Linked DNA regions of Homo sapiens: region 1 is linked to region 2. A link is an interaction called in ENCODE POLR2A ChIA-PET data of the cell type or tissue named here. Cell type or tissue: PC-3. All regions are shown on one strand. Each heading gives the region's core, and the rest is flanking DNA. Links, peaks and the distances in the headings are about the cores only. Region 1 overlaps DIAPH2 (diaphanous related formin 2). Region 2 overlaps DIAPH2 (diaphanous related formin 2).

What was found. Peaks named below come from ENCODE experiments on the same cell type or tissue, not always from the same donor. Only the 100,000 strongest peaks of a DNase experiment are listed, where the experiment ranks them.
Region 1: POLR2A ChIA-PET joins it to region 2 with 9 read pairs; 2 of 35 experiments call an interaction of 5 or more read pairs at or near these places.

Annotation. Positions count from the first base shown.
Region 1 is chrX:97,524,009-97,526,930 of GRCh38, reverse strand. The region is part of intron 26 of DIAPH2 (diaphanous related formin 2); the gene reads right to left. Among named protein-coding and RNA genes, the nearest start is that of DIAPH2-AS1, 39 kb to the left of the region's middle. In PC-3, for the core only: no CTCF peak of the experiment used is centred there; a DNase peak (open chromatin) is centred at 1,760; H3K4me3 peaks cover 615 bases; H3K27ac peaks cover 2,500 bases.
Region 2 is chrX:97,388,304-97,391,225 of GRCh38, reverse strand. The region is part of intron 25 of DIAPH2 (diaphanous related formin 2); the gene reads right to left. Among named protein-coding and RNA genes, the nearest start is that of DIAPH2-AS1, 170 kb to the left of the region's middle. In PC-3, for the core only: no CTCF peak of the experiment used is centred there; a DNase peak (open chromatin) is centred at 1,255; H3K4me3 peaks cover 514 bases; H3K27ac peaks cover 2,031 bases.

The DNA of each region.
Region 1 (2,922 bases), core at 306-2,805, 140 kb before region 2:
GTACGTACTGACATGTTGGACAGCAGAGTCATAGTTGGGTAGGGACAGAAATGAGATAGATGGAAAAGTTGAATGGGAAAAAGGCTTGTAGAATACCAAACGGAAAAGCAGAAGCAGAGTGGGTGTGGACTAGGAAAGGTGGAAGGAAGTGGACATGTTCAAATAAGAGAATTTTAGAGTACTTGGAGGTACAACAGTTTCAAGAGATAATGAAATCTAAATTGGTAACCAATGGTTCTAGGGAATCAATGAGAAGCTTGAGTCAAAGTTGACTCAGAGTTTGAACTTAGGTGACTGGGCTTATTACTGTTAGAGATGGAGAAGGTAGAAGGAGTAACACACTTTGGAGGCAAGACATACTTAGCACTATGCTGGAATGGATACTAAAAATAGTACAGTATTCAATGTCTATTCTTACCTTTTGTTACCAAGTGCTAAATGGATTTGGTGACTTTTTTTTTTTTTTTTGGCATTCCTTCTCATATGGCCTGACCACAATTTCTTTTTTCTATTCCCATGGATTCAACAAGAAGAGATACTATTTTAAGACTTCAAGAGCAGTGGCATTTTTGCCCTTCAGTTTGGCAGGTCACTTTAGGATAACCATTCGAAGCAACCTCATGTTCGGTGTCACAATCTTCTGTATAGAGCAATCTTTGCATGCCTGTTTCAAAGACATTTGTGGAGGCTATGATCTGCTCAGGGGAAGAAAAGCTTTCTCAGAGAAAACCACACACTCCTGCTTGAGGTCATTTTTGTTAGGAAACACGTCTGACAAGACTCCACTGATACTAACTAAACCTGCCATTCCAGGGTAAAGTTGTCTAAAGATGATGATGAACTTCTCTGGATAGTCAAAATTGTGAAGTGGTTGCCAGAGGCCTGGTTTGCTGACATTGATCAAGGTCAAATTTATGTACTCAAAGTAGGAAATAAGAAACACTTTTCATTTATTGCAGTCATGCAAATTAAGTTCACACTCAAGCGGCATATGACAAATAAGCCACAGGCAAAAAGAGTTTCTATCAAAATATTCAACATATAGTTCAGAGCATGAGCAGTTTATCTAGCCCCAGATGCTCCCTGTGTCATCAGTATCAAAAAGGCAAAGTCAGATAAAACTGTACTGGAATATGAGACTACATGTGGGCTGGTATATTACTGCCCTTTTGTGTTTTTATTTCTCCTAATAAATTATAAGGTTGATATCTAAAGTAAAAGAATATTGTATTCTTTGATATACTTATACTGTACCTCAAGGCTACCCTTTGTTTGCTGTTTGTTCTTTTGTTCATTCATCTACTCATTTATTCAAAAATGTCTGAAGGGCCTATTAAGTTCCCAATGACATGCTTAATGCCGGATCTACAAAGATAAATAAGACATGCTCCCAATGAGCTCACTATCTAATAGGAAAGACAGGCAGGTAAAGAAACAAAGACAAAGCAGTGTGGGAATTCAGTGGGAACAACATGCTGAAAGCACCATGCAAGAACTGAGAAAGTATATTCATAGCCCCCCGGTGATGGGGCCGAATTGAGTTTTAAAAGGATGAGCAGGAGTTCATCCAATGAAAAGAACAAGGGAGGGCAGTCCAGGCAGGGGGACACAGTGGGCAAAATTATAAAAGAATGCAGGGATTTGAAGGGGGACAAGACTGGAAGCTGGAATGCCATTTAGAAGATTGCTGCAGTTGTCTCAGCAACAGTTGGTAAAACATGGGAATAGGACAATGGTAGTTAGGAAGCCACAGAGGTGACACATTCAAGAAATATTTAGGAAGGAAAACGGGCAGGATACAGAGATTGTGAGATGTGGAGATTTATAGAGAAGGAAGAATCAAGGTTCACACCCAGTTCCCTGCTAGAGTGAGTAGCTGGATGGTGGTGCCGCCTACAAAGAATCAAAAACGGAATAGATTTTAGAAGAAAAAGCAGAGTTAAGATTTTGACATGAACTGAAGGTGCCTATTGAACATCTAGGTAGAATTGTCCAGCAGGCATTTCATTATGCAAGCCTTAAGTTCCAGGAAGAACTGTAGGCTATAGCTACGGAGTTAGAAATGATTTGCATATAGACAGTTAAAAATATGAGAGTGGGTGAAATCACACAGAAAGATTCTTGTGTAGAGTGTGAGGGTTGAACCTTGGTGAACAAAAGCATTTAATGTACAAGGAGAAAAAGAAACATCAATGATGAGGATGAATCAAAAGGTATCAGAAAAATCAGGAAACGTATGTTGTTGTCACAAAAACAACAATAAATTTCAACTTTGTAGAGAAATCCACAACTATGGAGATGACAGATTCTGAATTTTTTCTAGGGTTGTGTTCTAGTAGAGTTACAGTAAAGGTGCAATATCTTATCTATGCCTCTATTTCTGGGCAAGTAAGTGTCTGACTCATTGTAAGTTTTCAACAAATATTTACTGAATGAATGTATGTCAATGTGAAGAATATATGTTGTTAAGTAAAATATAAAGGCACATGGACATGGAAAGCACTTAAGTCATTTTTACTATGGTACCTGGGGTACTATCTTGTTGGTAATAAAATGCCAAATGAAGATAATGGTAACGATCCAGTCTGGAGGATGATTTCTCCGGCATAGAATATTCATCACAGCACTTGAAATGGGCAAGCCAGATAGCTCATGCAGGCTAATCACTAATACAACAAATATTGAGCAACTACTATAAATATTTGCCAAACACTGTTCTAGGCACTGGAGAGTCTTTGGGTAACTAGAGGAGTTAAAGCATCTTCTCTCATGGAGGTTACATTTCAGTGGGGAGCAGAAGACAAATGATGAACAAATAAATACATGACGGGTGGTGATAAATGCTCAGAAAACAAAGTATGGTAAGGAGCAAAGAGGAGGGTACTATTCTACGGTTTACTCTAAAATCTAGTTAATTCTTGC
Region 2 (2,922 bases), core at 292-2,791:
TTCATAAGACACTCTCTGAGAAACTCAGACAGTGAGCTCCATCTTGACAGACACCCAACTCTATTATTCTTACTCTTTCTTTCCTGCATCTTTTCATTTTCATAATTAAAACTACACACTTGCAATGGAAGGATCTGTTTTTGAAACATATTTATAAGTACAAAGGCACATATAGTCCAAGTATAAAGTAACATTACAATAAATAATAATAATATTTGTAACACATGGGCCATGAGTCAAGAAGGTAACAGTAGTTTACTATTTGACTGATACGTAAATAGAGCTATGGTACTAAAACATAAAAAATAAATCCAATTTTTAAAAATTTATTTTTCATGCTCAAATCACTCAGCTGAGCATATGCATAAAAACTTATTTGGATATTTATCTTACGGTCTCAATGACATTTGAAAAGGTAATTAACTAAATATTAGCAAATGAAAATACATACAGACTATGAAACCATCCCTATAAAAATTTAAAAATTAATCAGGGAAGAAAGGAGAGAAAGAAATGAAAATAGGCCAAGGCCGGGCGTGGTGGCTCATGCCTGTAATCCCAGCTACTTGGGAGGCTGAGGCAGGAGAATCACTTGAACCCAGGAGGCAGAGGTTGTAGTGAGCTGAGATTGCATCACTGCACTCCAGCCTTGATAACAGAGCAAGACTCCATCTCAAAAAAAAGAAAAGAAAAGAAAAGAAAAGAAAATAGGCCAGGCACAGTAGCTCACGCCTATAATCCCAGTACTTTGGGAGGCCAAGGCAGATCGCTTAATCTCAGGAGTTCAAGACCAGCCTGGGCAACATGGCGAAACCACACACCTACAAAAAATACAAAAATTAGCTGGGCATGGTGGTGTGTGCCTATATTCCCAGTTACTGGGGAGGCTGACGTGGGAGGATCGTTTGAGCCCGGGAGGCAGAGACTGTAGCGAGACAAGACTGCGCCACTGCACTCCAGTCTTGGCAACAGAGTGAGACCCTGTCTCAAAAAAAAAAAAAAAAAAAAAAAAAAAAAGACAGAAAGCAGGGAAAAAGATAAACCAAGCTTGTGGTACATTCAGTGATTCAGTGTTAATCATTAAGTCAGCTTGCTCTCTGACCGGCTTGACCTGCTTCCTCATAGTTGTTCGGTACTTATTGCTTCAAAATCACACAGACCCTGTTACAAGATTATAGTTCCCCTTAACTGCTGTGTAGATAACAACTTGAACATTATAAAACATTAAGTTTTCCATTGGAGCTATTCTTTCAGTGCTGTGTACCAATGAAACTACTGATGTCAGCTGGTCTGAAGGATCCCACAAGAAGCTGACTCACCAAAGAATGCAGTTTCCACATCCTGATGATTTCATCCCCCTTGCCCTGGTCAATCAATGACTCCAATTTTCCAGCCCCCTACTCTCCGAGATCCACTTAAACATCCCAGCCCAGAACTCCTTGAGGGGATGGATTTGAGGGTCTCCTCCCATCTCTTTGCTTGGTGCCCTGCAATCATTAATGTCTTTCTCTGCTGCATCCCAGTTGTCTCAGGGTATTGGTCTGTTACTGTGCAGCAGGCATACAAACTTGTTGGTCCTATAACAACTAGACACAATCAAAATAAGCCCTTCTTTCTTTGTCTGTTATAGACACATTTTTAGGAGAACAGTGAAAGGTTAATAAACACTTGGAGGAGCGTAGGAATTGCTGTAGTGTGGGAGAAAGATTACATTCTCAGAACAAAACTGGATAGGCTCCTTTTTTTTTTTTTTTTTTTTTGAGACAGAGTCTCGCTCTGTAGCCCAGGCTGGAGTGCAGTGGCGTGATCTCGGCTCACTGCAACTTCTGCCCCCCGGGTTCAAGCAATTCTCTGCCTCAGCCTCCCGAGTAGCTGGGATTACAGGCACCTGCCACCATGCCCAGCTAATTTTTGTATTTTTAGTAGAGACGGGGTTTCACCATCTTGGCCAGGCTGGTCTTGAACTCCTGACCTCATGATCCACCCGCCTAGGCCACCCAAAGTGCTGGGATTACAGGTGTGAGCCTCTGCACTCGGCCGATAGGCTCCATTTTTAACCACTTACTCTTTTCATTGTTCACTCCAGCAATGCTGGAGTGTGGCGGGGGACTCCTGGAGGCCCCGAAAGATCATTTCAGGGATTTGCAAGGTGAAAACTATTTTCATAATAATACTGACACTTTTTTGCCTTTCTATTTCTCATTCTTTCCTGAGTGTATCGTGAAGTTTTCCAGAAGTTACATGAAGAATGATATTGAATCAGATTGAATAGAAAAGTAGGTATGAGAATCAAGCTGTCTTATTAAGTCAGACTGTGAAGAGATTTATGACATTATTCTTTTTCTCTTCTAATTCTTTTTTTGTTTTGGAAAATATAGGTAGTTTTCATTTAAAAGGTTATTTATTTTAACATGAAAAGGTTTACTATTGTTATTTTAATTGAATCAATCGATAATTTTAAAATTATCTCAGTTTCAACTCTAAGATGATAAATGTCAATATAAACAACTTAGATAAACAAAAGGCATTTGGGGTCCTCAATGATTTTTAGTGTAAATGGGTTCTGAGATCAAATAGTTTCAGAACCTCTGATTTATACTTTACCGTGGTGATCCCATTCAAACACACATGCTATAAGTTGAACTATGTAATTAAGAGGTGATTGTTCTAAAATATTTATTTTAGGAAAAAAAAACAGTAACTAAGAGCAGCTGGGCATGTTAGCATACACCTATATTCCCAGCTACATGGGAGGCTGAGGGAGGAGGATTGCTTCTGCCTAGGAGTTTGAGGCTGCAGTGAGCTATGATCACATCTCTGTATTCCAGCCTGGGTGACAGAGTGAGACTCCATCTCTAAAGAAATAAAATAAAGTAGGGTGGGCCTTTAATTCAATATCACTGGTATTTTTATAAAATAAAC